Linked DNA regions of Homo sapiens: region 2 is linked to region 1. Evidence: read pairs that join two places in POLR2A ChIA-PET (ENCODE). Cell type or tissue: Panc1. All regions are shown on one strand. Each heading gives the region's core, and the rest is flanking DNA. Links, peaks and the distances in the headings are about the cores only.

Region 1 (10,997 bases), core at 2,136-7,135:
TGAGAGAAACTATGGTCTGTGTCAGTCAGCTTAAGCAGGGCTGGGGGGTAGGTCAGGGAGCAGGGACAGCTTCGCACGCTGTGATCACCACATCCAGCATGGAGGTGGCTATGTTGGCCGGGAGAGCTCCACCTCCCACCGAGGGGACTCAGGTCACTCCTGCCCCTGGTGCTAAGAAGGACCAGGTGCCAAGAGCCCGACTCCCAAAACGAGGTTGGCTCAGGCTGTAGTATCCCAGGAAGGGGCTGGGGCCAGCACAGGTCACTGCAGGCTGAAAGGGCAGGGACCGGCCCCCACTAAAGTGCCATTTTCTGTTATTTCCCAGCCAACTGCTTTTGGTACAGCTGGCTCCAACCACATGGGGCCTCGCGCTCGCGTTACCCTTCCAGGGGGACGTATGCCCCCTGCCAAACTCTGTGTCTCAAGGCGTGGTTCACACCCAGCCACCTTCAAAAAGCCCAGCCTGCCCTCCTTCACAACGAAGGTCCCCCTTGGAACTCCCCTCCAGGCAGCACCCTGCTGCGACCCCAAGAGGCTGAGCACACCTGTCCCCTGCTGTGTGGCACCGAGCCAGGCATGGGCAAACCCAGGGTCCAGGAAGATGGGTGGAGGAGAGGAAGGAACCAGGAAGCTGCCAGCGGACGGGTCTCAGAGGGTGGGGGTCACACGGCCAGGTGCCCTCCTCCAGCTCCCTCGCCCGGGCCCGTCCCCAGCCCCCCGCGCAGCATCTGGTGGCCCTGGAAGAGGGGCCGGGGCGGGAAGGGCAGAGCTCCAATGGGAACCAGGGGGCAAACGTGCAGAGTGCACGGCTGCTGGCGAGGACAGTACGCCGGGGCGGGTAACAGCTGCTGGCGAGGATAGTACACCGTGGCGGGTAATGGCCAGTCGGGTGGGGATGCGACAGGCCGGGGTGGGAGACGGAGACCACACCGGGATCCAGGGAACACACAGGACTTCTCAGCGCAGCGTGGCAGCGATCAGGGGAGTGGGCACGGCTGGGCCCAGGGGGTGCCTGCCGCCTCCGCCCCCAGCCTCACCCCGTCCCGGGGCCTTGGGGTTGGGGACACGTGGTGAGGCTGTGACGAACCCCGGGGAACCTCGGTCCCTCCTGCCCCCGACGGCCACACCAGGCCCTCCCGACGGCCAGCGCTCCTGCCGCACGGACCCACGTCCTCACGACACACACGTTCATCTTATTCATCTTACTTTTCACCTCAGCCTCTGAGGTAAAAACTCGGCGTTCCTAGGAACTCTGCAGGGGAGCGGGCGAGGTGGGTGGCTCAGGCAGGGACCTCTGGGATGGGGTAGATGGGGCTGGCCGAGGGGGTTTGGGGCCCAGACGGGAGGTCCGAGGGAGAAAAGGCCCTGGTGAGGTCCGGCAGCTCCTAGTGCCCTCAGCACCCAACCCCACAGCCCGAGCTCCGCCTCTGTGGGGTCCGGGCCGTGATGCTGGCCGCCTGCATGCCCTGCCGGCCTCACGGACCACTGGGAGAACCAGCGCCCTCCTGAGCCTCTGCTGCCCAGACAAGACCTGCCCCAGAGGCCAGGGCGCCAGGCATTGGCCCTCGCTGAAGGAGGTGCCCCCACACCGTTGCCCCTGCCCCAGCACAGGTCCTGCCATGGGAGGAGCCGCTCTGCTGCCAAGGCGGACATCGAGGGGGCCACGGCTGGTCCTGGGCAGGTGGCTTGGGCTGCTGTGCGGGGGCTCCTTGGCACGGGTCAGGGCTCAGAAGGCACCCCCACAGCTTCAGAGGAGAGTCTAGAGACACGCTCAGACCACATGGATCCAGCAGGCCAGGTCCAGGGCCAGCTCCCCATCCCAAGGGCACCCAGGTGGGCTGCCAGCGTCAGCTCAAGGTGGGCTGGGGGAGCCCCCGGGGTGGCTGACGCACCTGCGGACCCCACCCAGGCAGGCAGCTGATGCAGAAACGGAAGGAGAAAGCGCTGCCCAGACCAGAGGACACAGCCGCCCCAGCACCCCATAGCGAGCCCTGCGCCCCATCCAGAGAAGGACACCTTAACCCGGCTGGTACACGAACAGTTGCTGAGTGCCCATGACAGGCCAGGGTCACGCACCCGCGCCCTGAGCCCAGCCTGGAGTGCAGGGAAGCCACAGGTGGTCCGAGCGGGCTGCCTCCCGCATGGGCCCTGGGACCTTGCTGCAGCCCCCGCGGCCTTGTGGCTGCTTCGGGGTCTGCTCACTCCACCAAGGCAGGACGTCTGGGAACGGACCTCCCACAGGTGCTGAGACGATACTGCACCTGCGTGGACAGCACTGCCCTGGCTGGGGTGGGGACGGTCCACGGGTATCCAGGGGCCCGCTGCTGCGGAGGGGACAGCCCAGAGTGGAGGCGGTGGTGTGGTGTGGGGGGAAGACAGAAGGGGGAGGAAGAGGGGTGAGGGACGAACAGGGCCAGCCTCGCCTCAGATGTCCAGGACCAGGCTGGCACGGGGGTGCAGAGGCTGAGAAGGAGCGAGGCTTCCAGTGAGCCCGGGGCTTACGCTTGGCCAAGTCACAGGGAAGGAGGCCGAGGGCATGGGGCAGAGGAAAGGCACAAACCCCCGAGGGCAGGTCTCCCCCAGCCAGCAGCGAGCGCCCGGGGGGGGCATGGTCAGCACAGGGGAGGCAGCCACAGCCACGGGTGGGGTCCCGACGGCCCACTCTGGGGTTGGGGAGCGTATGGCTGCTGTGGGGGGCCTCAGAGAAGGCCCTGATAACCCTGGACCCTGGTGTTCACCTTTATGTAATTGGCGCTTGGTGTGGGCGGGACCTGGACTCGTTTCTAGAAAGAGGATGTGGAGGAAGTGACACCCACCCACTGCCCCCGCAAGGTGAGGCCGCACCCGCACCGAGCTTCCGTCCTGCGCTCTCTCACTCTCTCCTTCCAGCCAGCAGCCGGCAACACTCCCACACCCACGACAGCCGGAGGGTGGCCTCTGGAGGGGACTCCCCACAGCTGGGTCTGGATATGTCCGAGGCCCCAGCCAACACCTGGCCCTGAGTCAGATTCCCGACTCACAGAAGCTGTGAAATAATCAATGTTCGCTGTTTTAAGCTACCCAGTTGTGAGATCATGTGGGAGAGAGCCCCAGCTACTCATGCAGGGAAGAGACAGAGCCACAGGGTGGGGCGGGGGGCGCGGACGGGGAAAGAGCCCCCGGGAAGGTACGGGAAGGGCCAGGAGGGAGAGTCGGTGACTCCAGACAGACCTGCCTCGTGCACGAGTCAGCAACGCAGGCTGAAGCGTGGTGGCTGCTCCCTGCCCTGGCCGACGGGCCCCAAGGGGTCTCTGACCCCCAGCCGCCTCCCACCTGAGGCCCTCCAGACTTAGGCACTTTGGATTTCTGCTAAGTATTTACCATCAAACTCTCAACTTGTTAGAAGGATGGCATGGCCTCACATACACTTTTTGAATTTTCTTTGATTTTATCTGTATTTACACACACTAAGGGCTTTTTAAGAGTTAGCCCAAAAATGCATTACAATTTAAGTTAATTTTGGTATTCAATTAAAATAAATTAAAAGTTTATTTTTAGGACACCCAAAGGGATATGAAAACTCTCAGAGAGGGGACTGGCTTCCAGGAAAACTGCCCACAAGGCGACCTGCTGGCCTGGAGTGACCAGGGCCCACGGCAGGGCTGGCCGGATGGGGTAGCTGTCCCACTACGGAGATCCGGAGGATCCTGGGGGACCACAGAGCTGGGCTCTTTCCTGCCACTCCACAGCCAGCTCACCGGCCAGGGACGGGGGACCTGCCATCAGGCCTCCTGGGGGTCACCAGCTGAAGCCAGAAACCAGGAGGCCACGGGGCCCTGGTCCTGCCCTAATCGTGGCCACACTTGAGTCCCTGTGCGCCTGTGTGTCTCGCTGAATGCAAATGCTTCCTGTGGCAAAGCTACCCTCGGATGCAGGGATACGATGGTAAGCGCTGAGCTGGAGGGAAGAGTGACCAGGGTGTGGAGGGGCAGGGGCCGGGGCGGTGAGGGGCTTGTCGGGAACGACCTTGCTGAGGCGTGCAGGTGTGGGTAGAGGCAAAGGCCCAGAGACCCAGGGAGGCTGGGTTGGGGCCCCCAGAGCTCAAGGACTATGCTGAGGCCTCCCTGGCAGGGTGGGCTGGGCAGAGTGGAAGGGGAGCTGCCTGGAGGGCCTCAGGTCTGGAATGCCCCAAACCTGACCACCCCACACCCTCTTCGGGTGGCCAGCAGCTCACCCGTCTTCGTGGGTGCTGGGTAGAGAGGCCTCTCAAGGAAGGAAGGAAGGAAGGAAGGAAGGAAGGAAGGAAGGAAGGAAGGAAGGAAGGAAGGCAGGCAGGCAGGCAGGCAGGCAGGCAGGCAGGCAGGCAGGGGTGGGGCTGGCTGACGACCTCAAGGACCCTGTTCCCCCCCAACCCCACCCTCCCTGATCAATTTGAATGCAGTGGAGGATGGAGCCAGCAGTGCTCCCACCCACAGGGCACCGGTGCCTCCCGTCTCTCCAGCCTCACTCTCAGGGGCCTGGGCTGACGGCACGTCCAGCTCCTGCTGCCTGTCTGGGGTCAGGGTTTGGGAGCTGCCGAGAAGGGGAGCTGCTCAACTGGGGGTGGCGAGTCCTCCTGGGGCCCCACTGGGCATGCCCAGGTGGCGCAGACCCTCGGCCTCAGCCTGGGGCAGAGACAGGACACAGGCACCTGCAGGCACGTGATGAATGGACTCACGCAGAGGACGGCTGCGGGACTGAGAACAAGGGAGCGTGACCCCAGAGAGAGGGACCCCTCAGGCCCGAGGGGAGGCGCACGGGGGCCCCAGGCCTTCACACAGACATATGGACAACAAAGACCCAGGTGCGGCTCCGAAGCCCTCCTTTCATGGGAGGGACCTAGAGAGGTCTGAGACCCGCCCTGGGGGAGCAGAGTGTTTGATGAGCGGCCATCCCCACCCCTGGACTCCGGGGAAGCATAGCCTGCTTCATTGTCCCCCAACCCCAGGCAGAGAGCCCCCACCCCCGCCCCGAGACTGGGGGGATACGGGGACATCTTTGCTCTTCCAGCTCTGTGGTCCCATCCCACATGATCTGCTGGTGTCTCCCCTGGGCCAGTCCCCCTCTGCCACTGGGAAGCTCTCTGAAGTCCCAGAGCCCAGTAGACCCGGAAGGCCACGAAGGCCCCCCAGCACCTGGGCCCCACCTGGGGGTCCAGAGCGTCTGCACTGCCCGTGGTGCCAGGACCCGTGGTGCCAGGACCCGTGGTGCCTCGACCCGTGGTGCCTCAGAGCAGGTCCACATCTGCCCATCCCAGTCACATCCAACGCCCCAGGACATGCTGGAGGGTGGGCGTCCACCTTCACACCAAAACCATGCAAGCCCCTGCACAGGTAGGGGTAAGTGGGGCAGCTGGACCCCCGTGCCAGGGCACAGGAGCCAAGGGCCCAGGTTTCCTAGTTCTACGGCCAGACTAAGGCCTCAAGGCCACAGAATCCCTCGATGGACACAGAGGAGAGGGCCTGGGCCTGAGGCATGAGGTGGGCCCTCAGGAGTCTCGCTGCCTGCTGCCCAGGGGGGAGGCCCCACCAAGGGTCCCAGGTACAGCCGCCTCCTCCCCAGGCCTCTGAGTCTCCGCCAGGGAAGGGGCGTGCACAGGCCATGTGCCTCCGGCAGCTCGTGCAGGCTCCTAGGACCCCCACAGGTGACACGGACGGCCACAGTGCTCCTGGGAGGGCACCGGGGCCACAACTGCATCCCCCAGTCCCACTCAACCCTCCAGCAGGGCAGGGCAACTGCCCATTTTAGAGGTAGGAGGCCTAGACTCAGGGAGGGAAGAGCAGGGGCCACCGATCCCCACCTTAGGCCGGGGCAGCTGCAGCCAAGGTGGCTTGGCAGGGCCCCATTACACACGCTCCCCTCAGCTCGGGCAGGCGCTGAGGCCAGGTGCTCTCCCGGGCCTGAAGACTGGAAGGCAAAACCCACAATGTGAAGGGCCTGAGGCAGCGCTGTTGCCTGGTGACATGAGTCCCAGGGCCATGGTCTCCCCCTCGCTGGCACAGCCCAGCCTGCTGGGGAGGTGCTTGCAGGGCCGGCCTGTGGATGGAGACGTCGCAGAGGGTGAGGCAGCTGATTCACACCCGGCCTTCTCCCTGGGCCCGATTTCCCTCTGGTCAGTGGCAAGGGGAGCAGGCCCTTGGGCGGGGAGAGGCAGCCCTCCCCAGGTGTCCCTCCTCACCCACTAGTGCTCTATGACCCAGATGAAGCCACTGGCTCTTGCTCCCAATCCTAGCTGCACCCCCGCGACCCCGCGTGGACAATCAGGGAGTCGCCTCACAGCCCCAGCCAGGGCCACGAGGTGAAAAGGAACTGGCCCCCACCCTGAGCCCGCTCCTGGCCCTCCAGAACCCTCCTTCACAGCTGTGGGCTGCCTCCCTCCATTCACACGCACTTCCCCCCTTCCCCAGGCCACTCAGCCGGCGCAGCTCCAGCCTTCGGGGGACAGGAGCCCCACCCCCACTTCTGTCTCCCACCACCTCGTGTGGCGCTAATCAGGAGAGGACAGCGCCATCTGCCAATCCCCTGGGCTCTGACACCCTTTAAGGTGTAGCGCACACAGCCTCAGGAGCCGCCATGACAACTGAAGATGCTACACGAAGGCCAGGGGATGCTGCCATGTCCCCCAGGCAGGTGCCCACGCAGCCTGTGGCCCCACGCCATGGTCCAGTGTGGGGGGAACACCTTGATTTTTAATAAAGAGACCAGAGACCCTGGCTGGGTCTCTCACCACTGCCACCTCCTAACTTAGTTTTCCCAGAGTTAATCGTTCATCTTTTCCGGTGTGGGGGTGAAATCCTAGGGGAAAAGCAGAGCTCTTCACACCCACACACGCGTGCCTGTGCGCGTCACCTGAGCGTGGATGGGCACTTATGCACTGGGGCAGGAGACGGAGGCCAGTGTGGCTCAGCCCAGCTCTGGGGATAGGAAGGGACAGAAGGACATTTCCACCCCCAGACTCAGGAGCCTGCAGTCTCCCAGGAAAGGTGGCTGATATCAGGGGAAAGGCACTGGCCCCAAACAAGCCAGCCAGGGGGGCTGGGCAGGGGCTGCTGCCAGGCTCTGTGGGACAGACCCAGGTGGGTGGTCAGGGCTGGGAGGTCATAGAAGGGGACAAGAAGGGCTGCAGGCCAAGAACAGCTCAGCTGGTGTGGGGCATGGAGGAAAGGAGAGGTGGGCATGGAGCAGTCGGGGACCCCTCTCCACTTAGGCAGAGTCACACGGGGGCTCTGAGAGGATGTGACGCCGGGATCAGAACTCCAGGGTGGCAGGGGCAGGCACTGGGGATTGTAGAAGCTGCCCAAGTAAAGGGCCAGGCAGGGGTAGGCCCCAGGAGGGGCAGGGCACGGTGGGCAGAGACGGTACTGAGGGCAGCTGAGAGGTGGGGGTGCAGGGTGGGAGCCTGGGGGGTGGGAGGCAGGTGGGGCCTGGGGTAGCCGAGCATCTAGGAACCTCTAGGACCCCAGGCGCAGAGGCCTGGGGTGGAGGTGGCCACACAGGACAGGAAGCAGTGCCCCATGCAGGCAGCGGCTTCCAGGACAACCAGACAGCCTCAGGGCAGGCCCGGGACCAGACCTGGCCCCGAGGCATTCGCCACGCACTGGAATTGATCTTGACGGGAATGTCCTCCTCCTGCCGAGCAAGAGCTCAGGAAAGGGCAAGGCCAAGTTCAGCTGGAGCCCGAGGACACGGTCCACAGCCACACAGGGGCAGCAGGAGGAAGGGGGCCGGGGAAGGCGCTGAAGGGAGGCTGAGCCACAGAGGGTCATGTGGATCTGGGGCTCTGCTCCCTCCTGCAGGTGGCCAGGAACCAGGAGCCAGGAGACGGAGGATGGAGCAGTTGGGGAGGACGTAGGGGGCAGACAGGTGCCCGTGCCAGTCACTAAGCAACCTGGCTTTCCCAGGGGCCACTGGAGTGGGACTCCTTGTGGGCCAGTTGTGAACAGTGTGAGTGTGTGTGTGCAGGTGAACACCTGCCTCATGGTGTGAGCACACAGGAGCAGGTGTATGTTGCCACATCTGTGAGTGTGAGCAGCTGTGAGCTTGGTCAGTGAACCTGTGGCTAGACCCCGCTGGGATATCCTTACTGGGGTCTGCAGAGTGGGCCTCACCCAAGAGGGGGCCACAGCTCTACGTCCACAGAGCCAGGAAACCCCTGCCAGGCGGCAATGTCTGTTCATGCCTGAGAGGGGACCTGCCCCACAGCGCAGCCCCTTCTCCCACCCACCATGGCACCCCCATCCTGGGCTCAGGTCTCTTGGGTCTCCGGTCTGGGCATCCCCCATCTCTTCTTCCCTGGATCTGCTCACTCTCACCCATGCCATGTGTTAAGAACAGGAGGCGCCCCTGGTTGCAGAAGTCTCAGGGGAAGAAAGCAAAGCTTCAACTGTGCTCCAAGGACCGGAGAGAGAGGGAGTCGCACTGAGACCCGACTTCCCTTGAAGACGCCAGCAGGCTGGTTTCTTTCTTACTTAATATGGCTAAGGCTTCTCTTTTTTGGTGGGGTACCCCAAGAAGGCACTGCCCCCCAATGTCACCCTCCGCTTCAGGGAGCCCAGCCTGCTGCTCAGAGGACCCTATTGGAAGCACACCCATCCCCCATTTCTGGAAATTTCCACTGGAAAACCATGTCCCTGCACTGAGCTGGGGCAAGGGGCTGCTCTGCCGTTCCTCACAGTTGCAAGTGACAGTGGGTCTCCCACAGACCCCGGAGAGGGGCAGCACTTCCGGCCAGCCTCAGAGTCCCCGCATCTCAAGACACTGGACTTTTTCTTGGGGGATCCTAGGGGAGAGAAGGGAAGGCAGGAACCCAGCCCACCTGTTTGTCCCTCCCTTCCTCGCCACAGCAGGTCAGAATGAAAAAAACCCACTTCCTGGCTGATCCGATCGGGAACCTAATCGTGTGGACAGCTGCAGCATGCCAGCCCGGCTGGCTCCCAGCTTGGGCGCTGGACGCCTCCCCACCAGACCCGAGGCTCGCTGCAAACCCCGCGCCGACCTCATAACCAGGACCTGGGCGCCGCCTGCCCCCAGCGCCTGCCACCACATCCCCTCAGCGCACACCTAGCGCCCACCATCCCTGGATTCTCCCGCGGCAGCTGCTCTGGGGCCACGGGAGGCAGTAATATTATAGATTACAACAAACAGGGGCAGCCCACTGACAAATAGGCCTGCGTGAGCGAAACGGTATATTATCCCATAAAAACGTCAGCGGGCGGAGCCCGAGCGGAGTGCGGTCCCACGCCCGAGGCCCTTCCAGGCCCCATCCTTTGCAGAAGGGCCTGGGCTGCGGGTGATTTTCCAGACACTGCACGCTGGCTCTGATGTTTTTTTTGCTTGTTACACTGTGTCTTCGGTGAGGGGAAATGAGGTCCCAGAGGTTAATGGGGACCGGGGAACCCCAGGGAAGCCGTTCCCAGGTGGGCGGGGAGCGGGGGCTGGGAGGGGGAATGCAGAGCAAGTAACCCACCTACCCAACAGACAGGGGCGTGCTCTGAGTCCAAGCCCATTCACAGCACGTCTGCGAGGTGGGGGACACAAGGGGAGGCCATCTCCCCTCAAGGAGGCTGTCCAGGAGCCAAGGGTTTCGGACCCTCCCCTGGACAGGCCAGGACGAGCCTGCCTCCCTCCTCAGGGGAACAAGGCAGTGCCTGTCTTGAGGGAGGGCTTCTTTTTGGAAACCTCTCATTCAGGATGAACCCATTAAGAAGGCAGGCAGCTTCTGTTGTTTGAGGGTGTCAGGAGGGCAAGGGGGCACCCCAAAGGCTGGGCGGTATTTTCTCGAGGGACTCCCTAGGCAGAGGCTGGCCCTGCTGCTACCCAGGAGGAGTCCCTGTATCGCTTCCACAGCAGCTGATGGGCAACCAGGCCCCTCTGAGAAGACCACTCCAAAAGAGGGCATATGCCATGTACTGAGCTCAGGGGGTTGGGGGAGACTCTCCGGTGGGGCGTTGGCCAGGACAATCACAGTAGCTGCCTCACAGGATCCAGAGGGCAGAGGACAGAGGACAGGTCCCATTTGTTATGGGCCTATATTCAGGTATTTATGGTAGGGAGGAAGCCAGACCGGGGGGCCCAGAAGCCTCTTCCAGAAGGAAGGGCAGGGGGGCACGATGGAGCAAGGCTTTCTTCCACCAGGAAAGTATTTATTCCCAGCGGCACTGGCTGAACTCTATCTGTGCTTGGGAATTCCCAGCCCAGGGACATGGACAGTCTCGGGCTCAGACCCTGGAGCTAGATCAGGGTATTCTGGGAAATATAGTCCTTTGGGAGTTAGAAGGCCCTGCCAGGATTGGGGGCGGGGGAGGCAGATTGAGTTAAGAAACAGCCAAGGAAGAGGAGGGAGTAAAGGGAGTTACCCTTACTCCAACCCCAGGGTGGATGTTTAAAACTCCTGGGAAGTGGCTATATATAAACATCTGCTGCCTCAAAAGACACCAGAGGCCGGGCACGGTGGCTCACACCTGTAATCCTAGCACTTTGGGAGGCCAAGGTGGGCAGATTGCTTGAGCTCAGGAGCTCAAGACCAGCATGGGAAACATGGTGAAACCCCGTCTCTACTAAAAATACAAAAAATTAGGGCGTGGTGGTACATGCCTGTAATCCCAGCTACTTGGGAGACTGAGGCACGACAATGGCTTGAACCAGGGAGGCAGAGGTTGCAGTGAGGCAGTGAGCCAAGATTGTGCCACTGCACTCCAGCCTGGCAGACAGAGCCAGACTGTCTCAAAAAACAAAAACAAAACAAAAACAAAAACAAAACACACCAGACGATGCTACTATTCTAGCTTCAGATCATATCCACAGTGGCTTTTCTGGTCAAGTAGTTCTGGGGACTCTTATTTTCGTGGGGAGACCTAAAAAGTCCGCAGAGAGGAGGCACCCCAACCAAACCACCCAGGATGAAAGCAGCATTCAGTGATTCCCCACGACTGTTCTCCGGTCCCTGCCTCCAGACACACAGAGAGAAGGAGAACAAAGGT
Region 2 (10,997 bases), core at 3,187-8,186, 110 kb before region 1:
CACAATGCCACGGCCACGGCCATGACTGCCACTTTGAGTCTGCTTTCCAAGCTGTCCATATACAAATGCCTAAAGGTCTAGTGTCTTTGGCTTCCATGGAGGAAGCATTCTCACTGCCACTGTCCCACTTACCCCCTTTAACCACCTAAGGATTGCCACATGCCCGGCCTGGGCCCAGGCCAGCAGGCATTACAGCTGGACTGTGGGCTGTGATAGGAAGGAAGGGCCATGGCCGTGCATCCACAGTTGAATTCTCACTCCTGGGACCCTGTCACTGCTGGGACAGGCCCGAGGATGCCAACTGCAGGTGCAGGACCCCATAGCCATGGCTGGGCTCCCCTCTCCATGCACAGGGTGGGGCCTCTGCCATCTGGCCCCAGAGTGTCAGTGTACCCAGGGGGCCTGGACATCCGTCAGGGTGGGGGCTTGGTGGGCACCTGGGAGCTGCCAGGAGACAGGGGAGCTCTCCTTGCCCAGCTGATGCTGGTCTGGAAGGACCTGAGTTGGGAGGAGGAGCTCCATGCACCCGGCTCTCCCCACCTCGCCTTTTCAGACCACCTCCGAGCCACTCTGGGGTGCATGGAGCCAGGAGCCCAGGTGGGTAGTGACTGCCCGGGCCAGGGCTTTTCCCTCAGAGCTCAGCTTGTGGGGAAGGAGGAACTGCTGGGGTTCACCCCATAGGCGGTGGAGGGAGTCACACAGACAGGCAACTGGTGACCTGGGAACTGGGGAGAGCCAGGCCACGCCCCACTGGGGCAGGGAGGTGCCTCCCCACCAGGAGCCCAGGCCCCGGGTAAAGCTGCCTGCCCACCGTGTCCTCCATCACTGGAGCTGACCTTAAGCCCCCCCACTCCTGAGGACACGAGGCTCCACTGGTCAGGCACGTGGTGGTGCTATCCCCGCCCGATCCCCAGCTCCCTGCCCTACCCTGGGCTCCTCCCCAATTTCCTTTAAAGTCCAGAAAATGCAGCCGGGCACGGTGGCTCACGCCTGTAATCCCAGCACTTTGGGAGGCCGAGGTGGACAGATCACAAGGTCAGGAGATCAAGACCATCCTGGCTAACACAGTGAAACCCCGTCTCTTCTAAAAAATACAAAAAATTAGCCGGGCGTGGTGGCGGGCGCCTGTAGTCCCAGCTACTCGGGAGGCTGAGGCAGGAGAATGGCGTGAACCCGTGAGGCGGCGCTTGCAGTGAGCCGAGATCACGCCACTGCGCTCCAGCCTGGGTGACAGAGCGAGACTCTGTCTCAAAAAATAAATAAATAAATGAAGTCCAGAAAATGGGGTGGAGAAAAAGAAGGGGAGATATGGACCCCCCACAGCCTCCTGCCCACATGCCCCTCATGGCACCAGGCCAGGCTGTGGGCCTCCTGCCCCTGCTGGGCACTGCCCATCGCCTGGCCCACACCTCTCCAGTCTCAGACTCCGCAGCTGCCCAGGGCTTGGCTGAGACATTCTCCAGCTATGCTGAGAAAGGCCAGGAACCCTTGCCTCTGACCCTGAAGCCACCACCCCTCAGTGGGGGTCGCCTGGGCATGGCCCGAGGCCCACCCACCTACACCCTGAGTGGCCACACATGTCCCACATGGACCCCCAGCCCAGAACAGACATGTGAACGCACAGACACGATACCACTCCCCGTGAGACCCCCACGGCCTCCTCCCTGAAGCAGGGGGGTCCCAGCACCCCTCAGGAGGTCGCCACCTGTGCCCTCCCTACCTTGCCGCACAGAGACGTAGCGGTGGTTGGCAGCCACCAGCACCACCTGTGGGTGACTCTCCTCCAGATCAAAGAGCTCATCCTTGCCAGGTCGCGTGTTTCGGCCGGCCTTGAGGGTGCCTGCGGGCCCCACGGGTGCCAGGTAGTGGCCGTCGCAGTCCTTGAAGGCCAGCTTGCCCGCCTTGAACTCCAGCGTGTAGCAGGCACGGGGCTCAGGCTCCCAGACCAGACGGCCGTCGCTGCGCAGGTAGCGGCTGTCACAGGACTTGAGGCAGTACCGTCGGCTCCGGAAGATGAGGGTGAGGAGGGCGTCCACGCCCCAGGGCTTGTCTCCGTCTGCGGCCATCTCGTCCTCCCGCGGGCACAGGTGCACGTAGCGCCGCCGGCTCACGCTCAGCAGGTGGGCCTGCGGGTGGATGGCCAGGTGCACGGTCCACAGCTCGGCCGGGGAAACGGCTGTGGCGAAGCAGGACAGCTGGTCCTCGGTGCCTCCGAAGAAGCGGCCGTGCGGCTCGGACCGCAGCACCCAGCGCCCATCTGGCTGCGGCAGGACCAGGAAGCGGCAGTCACGGCCCGGCTGCTCTGCCTCACAGGCCACGCGCCCGTCCTCTTCTGCCGACAGGTAGCGGCCCAGGTGGCTGCTGCGGAGCAGCACAGCCGTGCCTTGTCCTGGGTCGGGTTCCAGCACCCAGGTCTGCTTCCTCTTGAGGCTGGGTGCCGAGGCATTGACCTTGAAGCCGAAGCTCTCAGCTGTCAGGTAGCGGTCAGTGTCGTTGACGAGGCCAAACTGGATCTTCAGCACCTGGTGCAGGCCGTTCGTCGGCATCTTCAGGCTGGCCGGGTCCCCGGAGGGGCCTGGGATGCGCCCTCTGAGTGCTCACGGCCCCCGCGGTCCCCCAGAAGCCCGGGTCGGCTCGGCTGGCCCACAGCCCCCAGACCCAGCCGGCGTCACGAACCCCCTGCCTGCTCTGACCCGCCTCTGACCCGCGGCAGCAGCCTGGGCAGCTCTTAGAGGGCCCGCGGGCAGCAGAGGGCGGGCGGGGAGGGCGGATCAGAGACGTGCGGCTTAGGAGCAGCACCTTTCATTACCCTCAGCTTGGATTTCAGCCACTCCCGGATTGCACAGAGCCCAGAGCCCGAGGGCCTGAGGGCCTACGGGGCTGGAGGGCAGGGTTGATCCCCTTTTCCTCATAGCGTGGGCCCAGCGCCCCTCTTCACGGCCCTGCACCTTTTGGCCTCTCTCGTTCCTGCCCCCCTCCTCCAACCCCGTGTGGGCTCCCGGCCCGGCCCGGCCCAGCCCTTCCGGATGTAGAAGCCGTCCAGTGGAACGCTCACGGCTCGGCCGCAACCTGATCGCCGCCCGTACCCTCGGTGGCCGCCAGGCCCTCAGCTGGATCCAGTTACTGCTTCTCTGATTCCTGCTGCCAGAAGCATAGCAAGGACCCCAGCCACAACCTGCAGCCCAGGTCGCCTCCACCCCAGACCGGCCTCTGGCCACACTGCTCAGGCCCCAGAATGACGCACTGGACTGCCACCCACGCTGGAGGGTGGAACACAGTGGCCGTGCAGCCCTGCAGGCAGGGGGCAGAGTCAGAGGCCCTGGGCCAGGCTGGCCCGGCCCCAGCGCACTCCTGTGCGCTCTGAGCAAGTTGCTGGGCCCTGAGGCTGCCCCCTCCTCTGCTGTGAGCTGGAGTGAAGCCAGCCTCACTTCACTTTGGAGTCTTTACGGATGTGGATCCAGGAGGCTGGTGGGACGATGTCCACCCCATGCTCCCAGCGGTGGCCCTTGGAATCTGGGAGAGGATGAAGGCCAGCAGGCCGGGAGAGACTGGAAGTGGTCACACCTGTCTACAGCACCTCCTTGCTCTGGGCCACCTGGCTGTACCCCTTCCCCAGAGCCTGAGGGGCACTGGGCCCTGCTCACCGTGCCTGGCTCCTGCACCTGCCTCAGGGGCTTGGGGCCAAGTAGTGAAACCAGAGCTGGCCACCCTGGGCCAGGGCCAGCCCGGTGTCCTCTTCCTCATAACAGCGTGTGACCCTCCCGTCTCCCTGGGGACTGGGAACAGGGGCCACAGGCCCCTTCCGGTCATGGCCTGGAGTCACTCCCCTGTCCTCCTGGGCCCATCTCCTGAGTGGCCATCATGGGGGTCCCCGTAGGGCAGGAGTCTAGCCAAAAGCAAGGGGCCTGGGCTGGGCACCTGTGGGCTCCAGAGGTGGGCAGGGCCATGGTGGCAGAGTGTGCACAGACTCAGGGGCTCTTCCTCTGTCCTCTAAGCCCTGGACAGCAACCGTGCCAGGCACCTGCAGACACAGGGGAGGAAAAAGAGGAGACCTGTCCCCACTGTCCCCACGCTCAGGGGCCAGGGTGGGGGCAGAGAGACTCCCACATGCAAATACCCCCCAGGGCACAGCGTACGCCACGACGCCAGGGCCTGCTCTCGCCTCTCCCTGTGTGCTGGCCTCATCCGCCTCTATGATTCACACGCATTTATGAGGCACCAACTGTGTGCGAAACCAGGTCACGTGCCAGGCACCATCCTGGGGAGACGCAGTCTGGGGTTTCACCCCCTTCCCAGAGACGATGCCCACACACACTCTCCCACAGTTTCCAGGGGACTGAGGACACAGGCCTAGCACCGATGCCAGGGAACTGTCTCTGGTTTAGGGATACAAGCTAGGGTGCTGCCTGCACCTCACTTTCCCATTGGCTCTTCTTTTTAAAAAACTTTTTTCTTGAAATAGGGTCTCGCTCCTCACCCAAACTGGAGTCCAGTGGCGCAATCTTGGCTCACTGGAACCTTCGAGCTCAAGCAGTCCTCCTGCCTCAGCCTCCCAAGTAGCTGGGATTACAGGCACTTGCTACCGTGCCCGGCTAATGTTTGTATTTTTAGTAGAGATGGGGTTTCACCATGTTGCCCAGGCTGGTCTCGAACTCCTGACCTCAAGTGATCTGCCCGCCGCGGCCTCTGAAAGTGCTGGGATGATAGGCGTGGCCACTGCGCCCGGCCTCCCGTTGGATTTTGAGGGTACAGCTCGGTTGGTCCGTGAGCGGTGGGGGAAGCCGGAGGGGCAGCTGTGCCCATGGTCCCCCCCACCCCAGGCACAGACACTGGCTTCACCTCCACACCCCAACGCCCAGCCAGGCTGAGGAGGAGCCCAGGCGGCCTGCCCCTCTGATTGGCACGACGGCCTCATTAGCGCTGTCTGGGCTGGCAGGGCGCTTAGGCATCGGGTGCTCAGCAGGGGGAAGCCTGGCCGCCCGGCACTAAGTGGGCCTGGCTCTGGGCAGCCTCTTGGTGGCAGAGCCAGAAATGATGGCGGCTCCTCAGTTCTAGGGCCCCACAGCTCCACGTTGGGTGGGGCTGCCTGGCACTGACCCAGCTGTGTGAGCTAAACAGGGGAGGGTGACTGAAGGGTGGGCGCCTGGGCCAGGCTTCCTTGGAGGGAGGCCGTTTACAGGGATTCCAGCCCCTCCTGCCTCCACCTCAGGACCCCAGGCTGTTGCCCAGCCACCTGCTAGGATCGCTTCCTCTGGATTCTCAGCAAAATTTCTGGCACACAGCAGGTACTTAATAAGTGCCTGAGATTGTTGGATGTCGGGAGTCTGGTTATTATTAATTATTTTATTTTTTTCAGACAGAGTCTCACACTGTCACCCAGGCTGGAGTGCAATGGCACAATCTTGGCTCACTGCAACCTCTGCCTCCCAGGTTCATGTGATTCTCCTGCCTCGGCCTCCCGAGTTGCTGGGATTACAGGCGCCTGCCACCATACCCAGCTAATTTTTTTTGTATTTTTTAGTAGACACGGGGCTTCATTATGTTGGTCAGACTGGTCTCGAACTCCTGACCTTGTGATCTGGCCTCCTCAGCCTCTCAAAGTGCTGGGATTACAGCCGTGAACCACCAGGCACAGCCTTTTTTTTTTTTTTTGAGACAGAGTCTTGCTCTGTCGCCCAGGCTGGGGTGCAGTGGCGTGATCTCAGCTCACTGCAACCTCCACCTCCCAGGTTCAGGCGATTCTCCTGCCTCAGCCTCCCAAGTAGCTGGGACTACAGGCGCCCACCACCACGCCCCGCTAGTTTTTGTATTTTTAGTAGAGATGAGGTTTCACCATGTTGGCCAGCATGGTCTCAAACACCTGACCTCAGGTGATCCACCTGCCTCGGCCTCCCAAAGTGCTGGGATTACAGGCGTGAGCCACCGTGCCTGGCCGTCTGGTTCTTTTTATTTATCTTAGAGACAGGGTTTTGCTCTGTCACCCAGGCTGAACTGCAGTGGCGCTATCTTGGCCAGTGGCAGCCCCGAACTCCTGGGCTCCGGCGATCCTCCCACCTTGGCCTCCTGAGCAGCTGGGACCCCAGCACAGGGCCGGGTTCTTGTATGATGGGCTGAGCCTCTGCCCATGGGTGCAGCGTTGTGCATGTGTGTGAGTGTGGTGTGTGTGTGTGTGTGTGTGTGTGTGAAGGTGCTCATGGATGAGGGTGGGCAAAGGTTGCCAGAAGAGTCGCCTGCTGGGCCAACTCTGGACCCTGGGACTGTCATCCTGGATCCCAGCCTGAGAGCCTACTCAGGGCTGCCCAGCAGGGAGCCCAGGTTGTACACTGCCCAAGGGAGGCTATTTCCAGGGTCCCACTCATACTCCAGACATACACAACTCACAAGAGCATATGGTGGGCTGGGGCACTCTAGCCCCCTGCAGTGTTCTCAGGCAACAGGAAGCACCCCTCCCACTGACCCTCACCAAGCCCTGTGGCCACACCTCCGGAGGTGCCAACCAACCACTCACATGGGATACACACGTGCCTGCCACCCTGACCTGTGCAGGCTGCACTGTGGCGACATTCAAAGGCGCTGCCACACTGAGGGCTCCACGCCCCACCCTCGCCCACCTCTGAGGCTGGTGGAAGCCCCTGCCCAGTGTGTGCCTGAGGCCCAAGCTGAGGTCTGCACCTGGGAGGGGGTGCCTTGTCCCGGTGGGCAGTGAGAGGCTGTTTGGGGTAGCAGTACCCCCAGCCCCCTGGTCCAGGGAGCAGCCAGCTGTGACAGACTTCCTGGCCTCACCTGAGCCCAGAGGGCAAGGAATGCCTCAGCCATCAGAATCCCCTGGCAGCCTCCCGAGGCCTGAGCCTCGGCCTCCATCCCTCTCAGTGCGGGGCCAGCTGGGCAGGACCAGGAAGCCATGCGCCCCCACCGGCACCTGGTGTCCACCCTCAGGTTTCCCGAGAGCCCTTAGGAAATCGTTCCCTTTCTGAGGTGCTGGTGGACGGGCTGTCCTGGTGCTCCAGGGTCCCCCTTCCCCTCCCCGAGTTGGCCCGTCTGGTGCTCCAAGGGGAAGGACCCCAAGCCCCCCATGCCTAGACCACTGATCCTGGATGCTTGAGCCCAGCCTGGGCTCCTGCTGGCACGCTGTCTGCTGCCATGGTGACCGGCACGTGCTCCAGGCTGGATGCCCTGCAACGCTGATGCTGGTGGTGTGAGCTGGCACAGGCCTGCGTGTGTGCAGCTGGGGGAGAGGTGGCTCCTCGCCCTGCTGGACTGGAGCCCTGAAAACTGGGAAATGGAGCCCTGGGGCCACCCCGCGGCTGAGGACCACGCCTTTCACAGGCCAGCAGTGCCTGCAGCCCTCCCTGCAGGCATCGGAGGAGCCCCCACCTCAGTGCCAGGCCCTGACCGCTGCCACTCCTGTTGGCATCCCTGTCTCCAGTGATTCCCAGGTACTCCACCCTCCCCCTTGTCCCCGTGCCAAGCCCCTGCCTAGGCTCTGTTGTCCCCTTGGCCCTGCAGCCAGGTGAGGGCCACCCTGCTGGGCACACCGGGCCTTGATGTCCTCACTCCTGGCCCAGCACCTACTCCCAGGGGCCCAGCCCCGGGTGTTATTCCTGAGCACAGACCTGCAGCCTGGCGACCTCATGATTTTTTCATGGCTGAGCTATCGGCTCCGCTGCAGTTCCACTTACACGGGCGAGGGGGCCGCACTTCTCTTTCTCTGGCCTGGGTTGGTTTACTGAGGCCAGGTTTAGGGTGACAGGCTCCATCGGCAAGGCAGGGGGCAGGGCAGGGTTGGAATGAAGAGCTTGGGGAGGGGCTCTCCAGCGTGGCTGCCTGCCTGCTCCGAGAATCCCCCTCCCCTCCCTGCCCCTCCCCGAAAGCAGCTTCCCGAACTGCAGTTGGGGTTCACGGCTGGCTGCTCCGGAGCCTCGCCTTGGAACTCTCAGGGCAGACAGCCCACACAGTCTGCTGGCTTTTGTCTTCTGTGAAATCATAAGGTGCTGGTGGGGGGCTGTGCCTGGAAGGGGAGGGGAGGAAGAGGGCTCTAGGCCTTGCCAGAAAACTCTGGACCCCAGCAAGGACAAAAGTCCCCAAAGGGACCCCGAGGGCAGAAGCGAAGGTGTCTGGACAAGCCCAGATGCCTCACAACCACTGGGGCGATGGAGCCTCCAACCCCTGAGCCCCAGGACCTTTGCACATGCAGGGGACAGGAGGAGAGTGTTCATGAAAATCCCATGAGCCCCTGGCTGCTTGGGGCTTAGAGTGACGAACAGATCAACTTTCAGAGAAGAGATGGCTGTCTACAGCCCAGCTGGACTTACACACAGGGGCACACCACAGACATGGACACCTGGCGTGAACGAGCCCACAGGTCTGCAGGTGGCGGCCTCTGCCCAGCCCCTGCGAACCTGCATCTACACACACACACAGGTGTACATACGCCCTGCCCACGTGTAATGCCACGTCCACCCGCAAGTTCAGTCACGTAAGAACCAACCATCACAGGCACTTAGGGAGTGCCAGGTGTGCCAGGAACCGTGCTGGGGAAAGGAAAGGAATTAACTCTACCTCTGACTTCTGGGACAAAACAGAAACGGACCATTTATCACTCTACGGTGAGAAGGGCTCTGCACATGGTCACCATCGTGGTGTCACCCAGCTCCCTTGGGGACAACGCCACGCCACTCAGCTCCATGCATTCAAGTTGGTCTGCTTTCTAAAAAAGTCTCATTGCCTATAGTTAATGAAATGGTGCAGAGAACAAGAGAGGCCTTGGGAATTAAAAGTATGATAGTTTGGCCGGGCTGTAATTCAAGCACTTTTGGAGGCCGAGGCAGGCGGATCACGAGGTCAGGAGTTCGAGACCAGCCTGCCCAACATGGTGAAACTGCATTTCTACTAAAAATACAACAAATAGCTGGGTGTGGTGGTCCACGCCTGTAATCCCAGCTACTCAGGAGACTGAGGCAGGAGAATTGCTTGAACCCAGGAGACGGAGGTTGCAGTGAGCCGAGATCGTGCCACTCTACTCCAGCCTGGGCAACAGAGTGCAGAGTGAGACTCCGTTTCAAAAAAAAAAGTTTATGACAACAAAACGTTATAACGTGATTTTGGATTAGATGAGGAAAACACACTACGGAGGACATTTCTGGGACAAGTGTCATTACCGAAGTTGTATGATCCACGCCATCATTGCCTGTCAATTGGATAAACAGTGTGATACTGATGTTGCCTGATTTTGATCACTGTTCTGTGGTTATAGAAGAAAACATCCTTGTTCTTAGGAAACACACCCTAAAATAGTAAGGGCATCATGCCTGAAACCTGCTTCCAAAGGGCTCAGAAATAGAAGGAGAATGATAAGCAAATGTGTCAAGATGTTTAAAACGAGGTAAGTTTGAAATTTCAAAACAAAGGCTGGGTGTGGTGGCTCACATTTGTAATCCCAGCATTTTGGGAGGCCAAGTCGGGTGGACTGCTGGAACCCAGGAGTTCAAGACCAGCTTGGGTAACATGGCAAAACCCTATTTCTACTACAAATACAAACATTAGCCAGGCATGGTGGCATACACCTGTAGTCCTGGCTGCTGGGGGATGGAGAGGGCTGAGGTGGGAAGTTTGCTTGAGCCTGGGAGGTCGAGGTTACAGTGAACTGAGATGGCACCAATGCACTCTAACCTGGATGACAGAATAAGACCTTGTCTCAAAAAAAAAAAAAAAAAAGCTGGGCTTGGCTTATGCCTGTAATCCCAGGACTCTGGGAGGCCAAGGCGGGTGGATCACCTGAGGTCGGGAGTTTGAGACCAGCCTGACCAACATGGAGAAACCCTGTCTCTACTAAAGATACAAAAATTAGCCAGGCGTGGTGGCACATGCCTGTAATCCCAGCTACTAGGGAGGCTGAGGCAGGAGAATCGCTTGAACCTGGGAGGGAGAGGTTGCGGTGGGCCAAGATCGCACCATTGCACTCCAGCCTGGGCAACAAGAGTGAAACTCTGTCTCAAAAAAAGAAAAAAAAATTTCAAAACCAAAAGGTTAAAAACTATAATAAATAAAATGAAAAACTCCGCTGAAGGGTTAGAAGTCAAGGAAATATCCCAGAAGGTTTAAAAAAGTAGACAGAAGAAAAAAACTAGAATATTAGAGAATAAATCCAGAAGGTATAATGCCCAATTAACAGAAATCCCAAAACAGAAGAACAGAAAACAAAAGAAAGAAATTGTAAAAGAAATAATACAAGCAAATTAGCAAGAACAGGGCCTAGGAAGTAGCCAAGATAATGAATGCAAAAGCATCACCAGGGACATGAAGCAGTTTTAGATCAGCAAGGAAAAGCCTGAAGGCTCTTAGAGAAACACAACACCTGGACTCTGGATCAGGAATCCAGTGACATTCATTTCTCATCAGCAGCAGTGCCAGCAAGAGACAGGGACTAAGCGTTCAAAATCCCAGGCCAGTTCTCAACTTGAAATTCCATCTCTCACCAAACTGCCAGTTCCAGGGGTGTGAGCTCAAGGCACTTGCCGATACGCAAACTCAACACTGACTCGGGGGCTCACCTTCCCAGCTTGGTGACGCCCCCAAAGGATGCCTTGTCCTAAGGACTGGAGGAAATGGGGCTTGTCAAGGTGCTGGGCACAGTTAACCTTCAAGAGAGCCCAAGGTGTGTGTGGGTGGGGGCCAGGCATAGGGGGCTCCCCAGGGTGATTCCCTCCCACAGACCAAGTGGACACATGGGTTGGGCCAACCATGATCCTTCCCTGGGCATGGTGTGACCCCAGCTCGGGCCTCTCCACCTTCAGGGTCACCTCCTGAGTGTGTTCTCCCCCCACCCCTCCCCTAGGCCTTCCTGTGTCCCCACGGCCCCAGGAGGAAGTGTGACCGCCCTGGTGTGGCACTGGACATCCCCTGTCCGGCAGTGCCCCCTCTGACTTTCCCGGAGCCAGCCCAGCCGCAAACAACCTGGCCCCTTGGGACACAGGTCTGGGGCGGCCCCTGCCACGGCC

What was found. ChIA-PET counts read pairs that join two places held together with the same protein. Peaks named below come from ENCODE experiments on the same cell type or tissue, not always from the same donor. Only the 100,000 strongest peaks of a DNase experiment are listed, where the experiment ranks them.
Region 2: POLR2A ChIA-PET joins it to region 1 with 10 read pairs; 7 of 35 experiments call an interaction of 5 or more read pairs at or near these places.

What each region holds. Positions count from the first base shown.
Region 1 is chr17:81,404,825-81,415,821 of GRCh38, reverse strand. The region is part of intron 2 of BAHCC1 (BAH domain and coiled-coil containing 1); the gene reads right to left. Among named protein-coding and RNA genes, the nearest start is that of MIR4740, 9.5 kb to the right of the region's middle. RefSeq lists enhancers at 2,060-2,761, 9,680-10,234 and silencers at 3,154-3,401, 6,419-6,713. In Panc1, for the core only: no CTCF peak of the experiment used is centred there; no DNase peak of the experiment used is centred there; H3K27ac peaks cover 3,473 bases.
Region 2 is chr17:81,520,081-81,531,077 of GRCh38, reverse strand. FSCN2 (fascin actin-bundling protein 2, retinal) reads right to left here and starts at 2,701. Exons shown (of 5, transcript NM_012418.4): 1 at 1,721-2,701. The coding sequence starts at 2,546. RefSeq lists enhancers at 1,727-2,252, 2,253-2,779. In Panc1, for the core only: no CTCF peak of the experiment used is centred there; no DNase peak of the experiment used is centred there.